2 separate regions of the Homo sapiens genome follow, and region 1 is linked to region 2. Evidence: chromatin contacts called from ENCODE Hi-C or POLR2A ChIA-PET data. All regions are on one chromosome and are shown on one strand. Each heading gives the region's core, a stretch centred on a gene start or an enhancer-like site at or near the end of the contact. The rest is flanking DNA. Distances are from core to core; before and after follow the strand shown. Region 1 holds the start of NT5C1A (5'-nucleotidase, cytosolic IA). Region 2 has its middle 75 kb from the start of NDUFS5.

Region 1 (7,153 bases), core at 3,816-6,315, 570 kb before region 2:
TTAGGACAGAGGAAGGAGGCTGACCTGGCCTCGGGGCAACCATGAACCTAACTAAGGAGGTGACTCAGAGGCCTGAGAACTTGGGGTTGCTATTCCCAGCTGAGGCCACGCTGGGGGATGGGAAGTCCTGTCCCCTGTCTACTTTGGGCACACAGGTCCTGGGTTGCCTTCTCCCAAAAACTACCCACTCAGGCCCTCATAATCTCTAACCCAGCCAAATTAGTCCACCTCCTACTTTCAGCCTTGCCCTCTGCCCCATCTAGCTGCCACTAAGAAGCCACAGTGACCTTCCTAAAGCACAAATCTAACCATGTCAGCTCTTCAAAGGCTCCCCTTGCCCCTCTGTATGATTTGCTCCTTAAATATCCCTCCAGGTCCTGCATGATCGGGCACCAGCCGATCTCAGAAGGTTTTTTTCTTCCTCTCACTTTTCATCCTGCACCCTGCACTAAGCCATCCTGAATGGCCCCCATTTCCTAAGGGGTCTCTTATGCTTTTGTGTTGTGCACAAGCCATTGCTCCTCCCTGGGTCACCCATTCCCCTGTCTGAATTATCTCCTCCTCTATGAAACCCTCCCAACTCTCCAACGATTGGCCCTTCACGTGTACACAGTCCCTCACAATCAACAAACACTTCCCATGTGATCTGCTGTTGGCTGAGCCAAGCACACATTTAAGTCTTTTTTTTTCTTTTTCTTTTTCTTTCCTTTTTTTTTTTTTTTTTTTGAGACAGAGTTTCGCTCTTGTTGCCCAGGCTGGAGTGCAGTGGCACGATCTCAGCCCACCTCAACCTCCGCCTCCCGGGTTCAAGCAATTCTCCTGCCTCAGCCTCCCGAGTAGCTGGGATTACAGGCATGCGCCACCATGCCCAGCTAATTTTGTATTTTTAGTAGAGATGGGGTTTCTCCATGTTGGTCAGGCTGGTCGCGAACTGCCGACCTGTGGTGATCCACCCGCCTCGGTCTCCCAAAGTTCTGGGATTACAGGCATGAGCCACCGTGCCCGGCCATGTCATTTTTTTTTTTTTTTTTTTAAAGACAAGGAAACAAAGGCCCAGAAAATGGTAAAGCTGGGACTTGATCTCAGGTCTCCTAACATCAAGGCCACTGCTTGTTGTGCCTTCTCAGCCACGGGAGTGAATCCAAGTCAGAATGTGAAAAGAGATTAAAAAAAAAACCGGCTGGGCACGGTGGGTCACACCTGTAATCCCAGCACTTTGGGAGGCCGAGGCGGGTGGATCATGAGGTCAGGAGATCGAGACCATCCTGGCTAATACGGTGAAACCCCGTCTCTACTAAAAATACAAAAAAATTAGCCAGGCATGGTGGCGGGCGCCTGTAGTCCCAGCTACTCAGGAGGCTGAGGCAGGAGAATGGCGTGAACCCGGGAGGCGGAGCTTGCAGTGAGCCGAGATCGTGCCACTGCACTCCAGCCTGGGCAACAGTGCAAGACTCTGTCTCAAAACAAAAACAAAAACAAAAACAAAAAACCCATGAGCTCTGAGCTTCAGAGGAGGAAGCGTCTTACCTGACTGGGGAGAGGTGAGGAATAGGTAAAGAGCAAAGGGCAGCCATGGCTTCATGGAGGAGGTGGCATCTGCCCCAGGTCTTACTAAACATTAGCCAACAGGGCCAGGCATGCTGGAGCAGGGCTCTCCAAGGGAACAGCCAGGTGTGGGGCTCCTGGAGTCATGCCCTACAGGGTCTGTTCCCAGCTTATTCATCTGAAGAAGTGCTGGACCTGGAGGCAAAGTCCTGGCTGGAGTCCAGAAACCCTGAGCCAGGGAAGCCCTGCACCCAGCCAGCTATTAGCAAGTGACAGGCAAGCCAGAGAGCATGGCCAGAAGCCTGGAAGGGTGGAAAGAACAGTTAAGGATCAAGTTCTCTAATCCTTCCAAAGAAGGATCTGGGGAAAGTTCTTTTTTTTTTTTAAGACAGAGTCTCGCTCTGTCACCCAGGCTGGCACGCAGTGGCACGATGATCTCGGCTCACTGCAACCTCTGCCTCCCGGGTTCAGGCAATTCTCCTGCCTCAGCCTCCTGAGTAGCTGGGATTACAGGCGCACCCCACCACACCCAGTTTTAATTTTTGTATTTTTAGTAGAGATGGAGTTTCACCATGTTGGTCAGGCTGGTCTTGAACTCCTGACCTTGTGATCCACCCACCTCGGCCTCCCAAAGTGCTAGGATTACAGGCATGAGCCACCGCACCCGGCCCGGGGAAAGTTCTTAAAGGGACTGAACCAGGAGTCTGGGCAGGATTCCTTGATGGCAAGGAACAGTGCCTACTCATGGCAGGGTGAGTAAAGGGGAATGGATTAGTTGGGACTTTTGGTTGCAAGTGAACGAAATCCAACTCACACAAGCTTAAGCAAAAAGGGAGGCTTATTGGCTCATGTAATTGGGAAGTTCAGGCATGGCTGGGTCCAGAAACTCAGTTGCATCCTCTCTCCCTCCCTCCTTCTGCTTCTCTCTCTGTGGCACCATTGTCCTTCCAGATGTGCTTCTTCCATGTTCTTTCACCTGCCAAATGGGTTCCCAGCTCACATTGCCCCAAATTAACAACCTCAGAGAAAAAGAGCCAAATCTCCCAGAAGCCCTAAATAAGAGTGAAGAGTGTCTCAGCTGGGGTCACATGCTCATCCTTGTGTCCAGGGACACAGGGCTCCGCCATTGGTCAGGTCTCAGTTACAGGTCTCTGTACCAGGTCTGGTACTTCTTGACCAGAAAACCAGGGAGGCAGGGCTTTTTATTAGAAAGAGAGGCCGGGAAAAGTGGCCACTCAAGCAAAACCACAATCCACCAAATTTCCTTTTGGGGGCATTTGTTGAAACAATGTGGAGAATCTCATGAAAGTGTAGAGATGGGCACCAGAGCCAGGCCTTAGCTAGAACTTGGGAAACTGTCAGGAGCAGAGGCGGCTCCATCTCAGGGCAGCATGGTTTCTCTCATGTGCTGCTCTCTGCACATCCTTTCCCATCTTGATCTGCTGCTCATCTCATTCTGCTCAGAGAGTCTCCACCTGCGCCGAGCTTTACTTTGCATATAACTGCAGTCTGCTGAGGCTCACCCAGGTCTCTTCGGAGCCAACTGTATTTCACAGCATCCTCAGCTTCTATTCCAATGGTTGACTGCCCAGCCCATTTCCCAATTCCAAATTCCTGAGAAAGACAAATCTGCTTGGCCCAGGTCATCTTTTCAAGCCAATCACACAGATTAAAGGCCGCTGGACAGCATGGGGGTGGCTCACTTTTGTGTGAAGTGCCCACCTCCATCCAAGTAACCACTCTATGTATTCTTCCTGAGTTACTTCATCATTCTTCTCCATGAGGCACCTGAGAATAATTGACCTCATTCCTAGAGTTTCAATTATTTATTGCAGTGTAACAAGCTACCCCAAAACTTGGTGCCTGAAACAACAATTTATTATTTTTGATGATTCTGTGAGTTGGCTGGGCTCAGCTGGAAGGTTTTACTGCTTCAGGTTGTGTTGGCTGGCGTCACCCACATAGCTGCACTCCACTGGGAGCTGAGCTGGGGCTGGGACAGCCAGGATGGCCTCATTCACATGTCTGTCAATTGTGCCTATAGTCACCTGGGCTGTCGCTAGCTTCTTATCCTCCAGGTCCTATCTGTCTCACTACGTGGCCTTTCCAGCAGGATAGTCCAGACTTATTTACATAGTAGCTGGCTCCCAAGAGGGCAAAAATGGAATCTGCAAGGCCTCTTAAGACGTAAGCTTGGAAACCACAGAGCACCACTTCTACTCCATTCAATTGGTCAAAGCAAGTCACAGGGCCAGCTCAGACTGGACTCCACCTCTGAATGGGAGGAATGTCAAAGTCACATTTCCAAAGGACAGGCAGGATGGAAGAGGTTTTTGGGCCATCTCTGGAAACAATCTTCTAGAAGTAAGTCTAAACACACTTCCCCCAATCCTAACATTTTATTATGATTTTTCCCTTCCTCCCACACAAGGGTTGGTTTATTCCTCCCAGGACCTGGTGGAGGCTGAGGGGATCACTCCATTCTGTAGCCCCCTCACCTCCCCAGTCAGAGGCCCTCCTAGCTAAGCCAGTGTTTTCTCCTGCTTCTCCCACCCACCCATGCACACCTCTGAGAGAGGCTGTCTGCTTCCTGGCCTGTACCTTGGGATGGGTGACATTTGTGTCTGCACCCTGAGACTAGTACAGAGCTCTGCATCAAGAGGGACAACACCCTGGAATTCCAGGATGGTAGTTCCGAGGCCCCTCTTCTGCCCTCCCTCTATCCAGCCCCTTCATGGCCTATAACAAATCACCCCAAGCTGGGCAGGTGGGGGCCTAGGAATGCGCGCCCTCTGCTGACCACCAAAGGGCCAGCAAGAATTCGGGTTCAGAGTCCCTGGGAGTCTCTCTGGCCTGGGTCCCCACCCCAGGCCAAGGTCTCGACCTGAGACCACCCGAGCCTGGTCTCAACATGGACTTCAAGGGCCCCTCCTAGGTGGTGTGGAGGAGCTGCCGGGTTGGGCCCTTCACTGAGCTCCCGCTGGGAGCAGGCTTCTGCTAGTGAGAGGAGCCATCCATGCATCACCTCCTGCCCGTCTGCCGGATGGACTGGCCTCGGAGGGAAGGGGACATCGTCAGGATCCCAGGGTCCTAGCTCCTAAAGGAAAGATGGGCAGCTAGCTTTTGGGAGGGGAGCGGCTAGCTTTTCATTTTGTCCTTTGGGGATCACTATCCTGGGGGAAAAAAAAAGTTGTCAGGCCTCTCCTGTCTCCGCGCCCTGCAGCGCCTGCGAAGAACATCATTTTCGCAATCCCCAATCCGCTGCAGCCCACAAACCCAGAGAGCCAGAGAGCCCCCCTCACCACCCAACCGGCTGCTGGCGTGGGTCGGTCGGGGAAGGAGAGCCCAGCTATCCCTCATACCGTACAGCAGTAGCAGCAGCAGCGGCAGCGACACACGGGCGACCGAGAGGGCCAGTGTGACCTCCCCCCGCCCGGCGGGCGGGGAGCCCAGCTCACACGCACAGCCTCCTCGCCGCTGCCCGCCCCCTTCCCTCGCCGGGACTCGCCTCCCTCCTGCAGCCCAGCCCCAGCCACCTCCGCGTCTACGCCGCCGCCTGCTCTGGCCGGGCCGGGTCAGAGCCGGAGCATGGAACCTGGGCAGCCCCGGGAGCCCCAGGAGCCCCGCGAGCCCGGGCCAGGAGCGGAGACCGCTGCGGCCCCGGTCTGGGAGGAAGCCAAGATTTTCTACGACAACCTCGCGCCCAAGAAGAAACCCAAATCGGTAAAAGCAATGCACGGGTATGCGGGGGACGGGGGAAGGGTTACCCCGGAGGAGGGGTCATAAGTCTCTTGGGAAGGGACCCGTGGCGCCCCTCTGGGAGGGGACGCAGCTCCTCAGCCCCAGAATGCGCCCTGCAGCTGGCGCGGGCTCGGGTTTATTTTGGGAGCTCTGCTCTGGTGTATTTTTTTACCGGGACTCGGGTTCCACGCCAGGCTCCCCCTCCCCCATGCTGTCATCAGGGCCCAGCTAGAGGCCCGCAGCCCCAGCCCCTCCCCACTCGGGCCGCCGGGGAGCGCGGATTGCACTTGTTGGCGAAGCTGGTCCGCAGCGCTTCCAGAAGCGCCCCAGGCGCGGGTAACCAGACTTTGGGAACCCGGTTCCTGGCTGTGCGCTCCGGTCTCCGCCATCTGGGCATCGGGCTCCGGACCTGAGACTCTGCGTTTGGGGTCTGGCTCTGGGTCCTGGGCCCTGGGCTGGGGGCAGTGCGCTCCCCGCGTCCTAAGGAAAGGGAGCTGCTCTCTCCAGGCACTGGGATCCACACTCTGCGCTGGGGGGCGATCGGCGCCCCTGGCCGCAGGCTCCCAGCGCTGGACTCTGCCCCCCAGCTCGGGTTCTGCTCCCCTTGCAGTGGGCATTAACATCCCCACGACCCTGTGGTGGTGTCAACCGTCTGGGACCTCACAGAGGAGCTCTCTCCTCTCTGCCATCAAACAAGTTGATGATGCCCTGGTCTGCCCCTGGACCTTGCTGTCTCCAACTTCCCAGATCTCAGAGCTTGAGGAGAAAACCGAGAATAGAGGTTGGCCCACAGCGGTCCTCCAAAGAGCTCCAGCTTGATCTTAAAGCAATTTGCTGCTTCCCTCCAAGAACCCTTCCCCAACAGGTCCACCCTATCAGCAATCATTCAATTAGCACCTCCAAGCTCTGCTCAAGAGTGGGGATTGAAGAATTAAATAACCTGAGTCCCTGCCTCAGGAGCTCACTGCACAATGATGGAGGCTCCAGAGATGAGAGCCTAGGGGAGTTGGGGGGGGAGTAGAGTAGTGACATCACACTGGGGAAAGCTTTGTAGAAGTGGCACGTATCCTGATCTTAAAGCCTGAGTAGGTGGAGTTTCCCAGGGAGAGGGAAACAGGACAGGCAAAAGTCATGCAGATGTCTCTGAAGCTCAGGACTGTGTTCCTGAATAAGTACTGAATGAAGAATGCAGGATTGTTGGAAGAAGAGCTGGAGGGATGTGGAAGAGCCCACAGAGGGCCTTGGGGATCATGTTAAGGAGTCTGGACCTTACTCAAGGGGGTCAGGGATTTCCAAACTAGCTTCCCCAAGCCCCATGTTTCAGGGAGTCTGCACACATGTGAATCCAATTTATTTTCTTTCTTCTTCGGACTATGTTTTAAACAATTAAAAATGTGTAATAAAACCCAACTCACTCTAATGTATTAGGTGGACATTTTAGCAGCTTGAAGGCCACTAGCTTGTGCTGCAGATTTTTTTAAAGCAAAGCTCAGAATAAGGCTTCCCCTGTGATCTGTTCCATCAAAGAGCGTCTTGAGATTGTAAGGCCTTTAGTTTAAAACAAACCAAAACAAAAAACCTTTTAGCATTTCCAACCACTTATTGGTCTGAATCAGGACTTTCTCAATACTGTACAAATACAAACACAGCAACAACTTGGCCGGATGCTGAAGCTTAAGTCTGCACTGGCATTCTAGCCGCTAGTTTCAAATTTGTTGTCATGCAAACAACTGTGTTGTTTTCATTGGTTGACTTTATAATAAATAAATAAATAAATGTAATGCATTTGAATCTGTAAAATAAATAAACACCAATTATATATGTTATATCTGGTACCATATGGTATGAGATATATGGTAATATCTGG
Region 2 (7,856 bases), core at 1,135-3,634:
CGCGTCAGGATGAAAGGCTGGGCCGGCCGAACGGCAGGGAGACCCGGGCCGGCTCCACAGGGCGAGCGGGAGCCCCAGTCAGCGCTGACCTACGCCGCCGGGAGCGGGACAAAGGAGGGTTTCTCCCTGGCTGGAGAGAAACCCAGCGGGGCCTGTGCGGCTGCTGGAGAAGGACCTGGAGAAACTGAAGGGAAAGCAGAGGGCAAAAGACCACGATGCCTCAGATCCCAGGGCTAGACGCGGTCAGAACGAGGACAAGGGCAAGATCCAGACAGGGCTGCAGTGTAGGGCCGGAGGACACTGAGCCCACAAAGAAGCCCGGGAACAAAGGGTTTTCCAGAAACAGAAGAAGCTGAACAAGAAGTGACGGGGCAGATCCAGCACCATGAAGTAAACCAGGCCAAGGAGCCAGAGCCTGAGAAATGACAACCCAGGGAGGCACGAAAACGGGATTCTGAATGCACCATGGGGTGAATAAGAGGAGAGACAGGGAGACATAAATCTGTAGGGGATAGACCCTCCAGAATTATTAAACTGTGACAGCCATCTGAACAGAGAGACAGAGATCAAAAGGGAGAAATGTGGGAACCTGAGACGGAACCAGGACTGTTAGGGAACAAAGAAAGGACTCTGGAGCATAGCTGGTCAGGGAAGAAAAGGGGAAGCCAATTATTCTTTGTCATCAGGGGAAAGGAAAGAGTAAAGAAAGGAAACTGGAAAATATGGGTAGGGATTTATTAGGGGCCATTTTGAGGACAGAGCTCCCAACATCATTTGATCCAACATTCGGTTGTGTATCATTCAATCCCAATATTCATGGAGTGCGCTGGAGCCATGAGCAGTGAATGAAGAACTCTGGTCAATGTAGGTGACACGTTGTGCCCGCCACCCCCCATTTAGCAGTTATCCTCCCCTGTTAGCTTGATTTTTCAGGAGGTCTGGAGAGGTGGTTGTGGGTAAGAAGTTACACTGGCTGATCTCACAATAAGGGCACATTAGCAAGTAAAAAAAGAATTCATGCAACACTGAGCAACCAAAATTGGGACTTGGGCTTCCATTCCAGTTCCCATTCTCAAGAGTTTGAAGGAGAAACTTCTTAACCCCAGGCTAGGGAAGGTGTCTTTGTACCTTGTGAGTAGTGCCAAGTATTTTGGTCAATGCTCAGCACATTGGTAACAAGTAAAACAAATGACGCTTTTCGCTAATAGGTGCATGCTGGTTGTTTCCACACCACACCCTGATCAGAAATCAGGTGAGCAAGTCATTAATCATATCTTTTCCCATCAAGTTTTGCTGGCCTGCCCAAGTTGTGGGCATGAAGATCATGCAGGGAAGGGCCTGAAAGAGGACAGGGAGGATCCTTAGACAAATGCTCATTTCCTTCCAGTTTAATCCTCCGTGCTAAAACAAACAAACAAACAAAACTAGTTCTCAGTTTGGTGTCAGCTGCTAATGAGCTCAGTTTACAAAAAGAAGGGGAATAAGTTTGAAGTATATGCATTTTTCAGTAAAAGGCTTTTAGCGGAAAATGCAGGATGAGTTGCTGATTGATGGCACAAGCACATTTTTCGTAAACAGCAGAGAATATAGAAATGCTAACTCTGGGGATCTTGACTGTGTCAGTGCTGAGTCATCTGCATTTCCCATATTATTTTATACCAGCAGGCCTAAGAAGGCCCAGACAGAAATCACGCATACAAACACCTCCACACAGACATCTCACCCCCACACAGACATCTGCCTCCTTATGTCCATTACACTACATAGAAAAGTCCCTCCATTCCCACCTGGGGCTGCTACACGCGCCACTTTGTGAGCAGGTTCCTCAAGATGTGTGACTGATGCTTGCCAAAGGTGAAGAAAGAACAGGGGCAAAAAGGGGAAGAGTCCGCTGTGAGAATCAGAGAAGACCTGGGGGCGTTGCAGGGAGAAGGCAAGGGGTTGAGATTCCTTTTAAGAAACACACAAATCAAAGAAGAAACTTCTGCTTTAGGTTGTGGCTAGAGAGCTTCTCTAAGACTCAAATTGCTTTCTTGACAAAATTTGCATTTAAATGCTCCCAGGAGATTTTGAAATAATGCATTCTTCTAATGAATGGAAAGTGGGGAAGTCCACATGTTTGGCTGATGTTCCTGTTTTATACAGAGAAAATTTTACAAGGCTAGAGGAACAAAGCGGCTGCCAGGGGGGATGGGAAGAAGGAAGTCTATGAAGGGGAGGTTTTTCGCTTCTTTCAAGCAACAGTCTAAATTTATAGCCAGACCACACAGTCGCAAAAGCTCTGAGGCTTTCTCCTTTTGGTCTTTGATTTTCTTTTGCTCCTGATGGGTGAGACTGCTGCTGCATTTCTAAGAAGGCTGCAATGGGGGAAGCAGAAGGATGTACTCGGAAGGGCATCTAGTGGAAGAGAAGAGTAATACAAGGAAATTAATGCCCTTTATCCTTGGTGTCCTCCCAATTAAAGCCTCATCAAATACCCCTATCCCTAAAGCCCTGCCACTTTCTATTTCTTTCAGCGCCTCTAATGTGTTATCTCGCCTCAGGGCCATCCAACCGACTTTCCTCCCAGATTATAACCCTTCATCACTCTCCTTTGGCCTGGCTCACTCCTACCCATGCTTCTGCTGAAACTCCCCAGGGGAAAGCCTTCCTTGACCCCCCCCCCGCCTCCAATTAATAGGTCCTCCTCTACCCTTTGGTAATACTCATCACACTTGAAGTTATGGTACAGTGTCTCTCATCCTTACTAAATCGTAAGCTCCCTGAGGGCTGAGACTGTTTGTCGTCTAATTCACCACAGGATCCTTAGCACCTAGCAACTGATCTGGCACATATAGGGCACTCATTAACTATTTCGTCTTTCTTTTCTTTTCTTTCTCTCTCTCTTTCTCTCTCTCTCTCTCTCTTTCTTTTTCTTCTTTTTTTTTGACGGAGTCTCGCTGTCGCCCAGGCTGGAGTGCAGTGGCGCGATCTCGGCTTACTGCAGGCTCCGCCCCCCGGGGTTCACGCCATTCTCCTGCCTCAGCCTCCCGAGTAGCTGGGACTACAGGCGCCCGCCACCTCGCCCGGCTAATTTTTTGTATTTTTAGTAGAGACGGGGTTTCACTGTGTTAGCCAGGATGGTCTCGATCTCCTGACCTCGTGATCCGCCCGCATCGGCCTTCCAAAGTGCTGGGATTACAGGCGCGAGCCACCGCGCCCAGCCTCTTTCTTTCTCTCTCTCTTTTCTTTCTTTCCCTCCCTCCCTCCCTTTCTTTCTTTCCTTTCTTTTTTGAGATGGAGTCTCGCTCTGTCACCACCCAGGCTGGAGTGCAGTGGCGTGATCTCGGCTCACTGCAACCTCCACCTCCCGGGTTCACGCCATTCTCCTGCCTCAGCCTCCCGAGTAGGTGGGACTACAGGCGCCCGCCACCATGCCCAGCTAATTTTTTTTATTTTTAGTAGAGAAAGGGTTTCACTGTGTTAGCCAGGATGGTCTCCATCTCCTGACCTCGTGAACCACCCACCTTGGCCTCCCAAAGTGCTGGGATTACAGGAGTGAGCCACCGCACCCAGCCAACTATTTCTTTAATGCTATGCATAGTGGCTCACACCTGTAATCCCAACACTTTGGGAGGCCGAGGCCAGAGGATTGCTTGAGCCCAGGAGTTCACGACCAGCCTGGGCAACATGGCAAAATTCGGTCTCTAAAAATATACATATACACACACATATATATATATATACATATTTTTTTTTTTTTTGAGACAGAGTCTGGCTCTGTCACCCAGGCTGGAGTGCAATGGTGTGATCTCGGCTCACTGCAACCTCCACCTCCTGGGTTCAAGTGATTCTCCTGCCTCAGCCTCTCAAGTAGCTGGGATTACAGGCGCCTGCCACCATGCCCAGCTAATTTTTGTATTTTTAGTAGAGATGGGGTTTCACCTTGTTGGCCAGGCTAGTCTTGAAGTCCTGACCTCAGGTAATCCATCCACCTCGGCTTCCCAAAGTGCTGGGATTACAGGCGTGAGCCACCGCACCTGGCCAACTATTTCTTTAATGCTATGCATGGTGGCTCACACCTGTAATTCCAACAATTTGGGAGGCCGAGGCAGGAGGATCGCTTGAGCCCAGGAGTTCAAGACCAGCCTGGGTAACATGGCAAAATTTGGTCTCTAAAAATATACATACACACACACACACACGCGCGCGTGCATTTGTATATTTGTTTACTTTATTTAATTTAATTTAATTTATTTATTTATTTGCAACGGAGTCTCACTCTGTCACCCAGGCTAGAGTGCAATGGCGCAGTCTGGGCTCACTGCAACCTCCACCTCCTGAGTTCAAGCCATTCTCCTGCCTCAGCCTCTCGAGTAGCTGGGATTACAGGCGCCTGCCACCACCCCCGGCTAATTTTTGTATTTTTCGTAGAGATGGGGTTTCACCTTGTTGGCCAGGCTAGTCTCAAACTCCTGACCTCAGGTAATCTGCCCACCTCAGCCTCCCAAAGTTCTGGGATTACAGGCATGAGCCACCGCACCCGGCCTAAATTTTTGATTAAATGCATGAATGAGTGAACCAGATGATCCTAAAATACTTGGCTGTCTGTGACTACTGACTAGCTGGAAGGCTAGAGTATTTAAGGAGAGAGTATGTTTGTCTCACAGCATCCCTTATCTAAGCCTGGAATTCCAAGTCTTCCATATTTAGACATCTAGCTTCCTTTTCAGGCTGATCTCCAATGACACCCTTGTGTGTACCTCCTTTCCCTATAATCAGACTCTGAGGCTTTGCCTAGAATGTCCCATCCCCCAACTCCACCTACTGAAATCTACCTTGAAAGTTCACCCCAAATGACGTGAAATTTTTTTTCTATTTATTTATTTAGAGGCAGCGTCTTACTCTATCACCCAGGCTGGAGTGCGGTGGCACAATCTTGGCTCACTGACACCTCTGCCTCTTAGGCTCAAGCAATCCTCCTGCCTCAGTGCGCCCACCAATTAACCCACCAGCAGCTAGGACTACAGGCAGGTGCCACCACGCCCAGATAATTTTTGTGCTATTTGTAGAGACAGGATTTCACCATACTGTCCAGGCTGGTCTCGAACTCTTGGGCTCAAGTAGTCGGCCTGCCTCAGCCTCCCAAAGTGCTGAGATTACAGGTGTGAACCTCCGTGCCCAGCTTTTTAAAAAAATTTTTTATAGAGACAGGGTCTCACTATGTTGGTCTTGAACTCCAGGTACATGTACTGTGGATGTCTGTATCACTGCCTCCTTAACCTCCTACTTCATAGGTTCCTGAGGGCAAAGACATCTATTTCATCTTTCTTCATCACTGGGCCTAACACAATACTTTGCACATAGTAGATGTTCAATAAATATTTGCTGAAGGAATGGATGCCTCATTGAACTGTTATGGGGGTTGGGGGAGGGAGCCAGATCTGATTCAAGACAATTGAGAATCCAACTCAATGTCCACTCAGTGGTCAAGGGCTGAGGGCACTTCATGTGTAGGGAGGAAAGAGGGAAGTACAAAATTATTTCTCTTTCTGCTAGTGCTCCTTCCTCAACCTCTAGAAAGTTTATTCCCAGCTTTTCTTCACCTTTGGTTCATGCTGCATTATTTTATGTGTTAACTGATGCTTTATAAAGAAATTCTTAGGCCAGGTGCGGTGGCTCATGCCTGTAATCCCAGCACTTTGGGAGGCCAGGGCGGGCAGATCACCTGAGGTCAGGAGTTCGAGGCCAGCCTGACCAATATGGTGAAACCGCGTCTCTACTAAAAATACAAAAAATTAGCCGGGCGTGATGGTGGTCACCTGTAATCCCAGCTACTTGGGAGGCTGAGGCAGGAGAATCGCTTGAACCCAGGAGGCAGAGGTTGCAGTGAGCCTAGATCGTGCCATTGCATTCCAACCTGGGCAACAAGAGCAAAACTCCATCTCAAAAAAAAGAAATTCTTTGCTAGTAGTGAGTGTGTGTGTGTGCACACATGCACATATTCTCTCCATTCCTCCTTGCAAGGGTAGCTGTCTGCTGTAACTTTTATATTCCCCAATAGTAGCTGATGCCAGGCACTGAAGGGGCAGCCCCAAGCATTATCCTTTGACCAGCTCTTGGAAGAAAATTACCTAGTTCTAGTCTCAGAAGTGAAGCTCCACCAGCCTCTTGGGCACCAGCCAAAGCTCCCTTTCTGCCCAGCTCCTAGAAACCTTTTCTAAGCTTTGCCTCAAGTTCCCAAATCCGCTCTGGGGTAAGAAGCCTTTGCCTGCTCTCATGCTGCCCTCTTCTGTTCAGAAAGTGCAACATCTCAATTTAAGAGGCCTGGAGGGTGCCAGCCACCCAGGAAGACAAGATCCCTGCCACCAGCAGCCCATCACCATAGCAACCCTCAAAATGGTTACTCAGCCATCTGGGTTACCATAGCAACTGGCCAAGTCGCTCCACCTCAGCCTCTCCCTAGGCCTCTCCCGTGGCTCGTCAGAGCCAACTCCAAATAATCTCCAGTGCTTCCTGGAAGAAATGAGCAGAGGCTGGACCCCTGACAGGCAGCTATCCCAAAGGGGCGTGGAAGGCCTCACCGCACCGGCTTCCCAAGGCACAGTAGAGATAATGGATGTTAAGGCACTCCGTGAACCTTGAAGTGCTACACAGATGTTAGCTGTTATTAAACTACTGTTCCTTGTAATGGGGGAGGCAGTGGGTTGCCCTAGGCAGAGCTAGCACCATTCCAAGCTTGGCCCCTTACTGGCTGGGAGACCTTGAGCAAGTTACCAAACTCTCTGGGCTTCTGCTTCCTCTGCTGTAGCACATCTGCCTCCTAAAGTTGTTTTGAGGATTAGGTCAAATACAGCATGTAAGATGCTGAGCGCCAAGGCTGGCATTCAGAACCTAACAATAGTAGTTATAAAAGGTATTGGCCCCTCTGCTGTCTCCCAGCTTCTTTGTCAGTAAAACTGTTTTTATCTTCACTCTTGAAGGAATCAGGCTAATGTGAGCCCTGCTGAACCATACCCAATCTCTCTTCCTGCTCTGAGGCAGGACAGGGTCTTACCCTGTGTGGATCCTCTGAGGCAGTCTATACTCTTTGGGGAATTGGGAGGTTCCCCAAACTGTGAGGTGTGGCTTTTTTTAATCTATGAAACTTCTCTTCACTTGAAGCCACAGCTCCCCATCCAACACCATCTCAAGGTAGAAACCTCTAAAGGGGCACTAACAGGCAGCCTGGAAAGAGCACAAATCACTGAGGCCGGGAGAGGCCCTTGAGAGTGGTGGCCAATGCTCTCAGTTGAGATCAGAGTCACGTGAAGCAGTTCACCAGCATCAGGGCAGTCCTGGGGCACAGGCCCCTATAACAAAAATGGAACTCATTCCCTTGATGAATTTCTTTTTTTTTGAGACAGGGTTTCACTTTGTCACCCAGGCTACAGTACAGTGGCATGAACATGGCTCACTGCTGCCTCAACCTCCCAGGCTCAAGTGATCCTCTAGCCTCAGTCCCCCAGATAGCTTGTACTACAGGTGTACACCACCATGCCCAGCTAATTTTTGTATTTTTTGTAGAGATGGGGTTTCGCCATGTAACCCAGGCCGATGTTGAACCCCTGAGCTCAAGTGATCCACCCACCTTGGCCTCCTAAAGTTCTGGGGTTAGAGACATGAGCCACTGTGCTATCCTCCCGCCATGATGTTAAGGACCTGAATCCTATTGCAACTCGACTTCAGTCTGTCAAGATTGAATCCTTGAAATTCATTTTTTGGATATTTAGTTTAATTATACTGGCAGAACAGAACCAGATATGCTCTAGCCTAGCTCTGTGTGTTCTGGGGATAGAGCCTGAACCTCAAGCTGGAAGGACCAGAGGATCAGCCAA

The links. Hi-C counts contacts between places; a loop is a spot of excess contacts on that map. ChIA-PET counts read pairs that join two places held with the same protein, here RNA polymerase II (POLR2A). Pooled maps may share reads with other maps.
Region 1: a loop to region 2 is called in a map with no recorded cell type, with 4 times the contacts of the local background. The contact joins the promoter of NT5C1A here to the enhancer-like site in region 2. A Hi-C loop is called at or near these places in 1 of 37 single-sample maps with no recorded cell type and 4 of 50 pooled maps. POLR2A ChIA-PET finds 5 or more read pairs at or near these places in 1 of 52 experiments (MCF 10A).

What each region holds. Positions count from the first base shown.
Region 1 is chr1:39,670,019-39,677,171 of GRCh38, reverse strand. NT5C1A (5'-nucleotidase, cytosolic IA) reads left to right here and starts at 5,065. Exons shown (of 6, transcript NM_032526.3): 1 at 5,065-5,268. The coding sequence starts at 5,134. RefSeq lists a silencer at 4,873-5,282.
Region 2 is chr1:39,097,244-39,105,099 of GRCh38, reverse strand. It overlaps a transcript of MACF1 not described here. Among named protein-coding and RNA genes, the nearest start is that of NDUFS5, 75 kb to the right of the region's middle. RefSeq lists a silencer at 1-75 and enhancers at 1,550-2,105, 2,219-2,328, 2,349-2,398, 6,320-6,409. Within about 2 kb of position 2,384, at least 20 of the 41 ENCODE cell types and tissues checked have a DNase peak (open chromatin) inside an H3K27ac peak, as active enhancers do.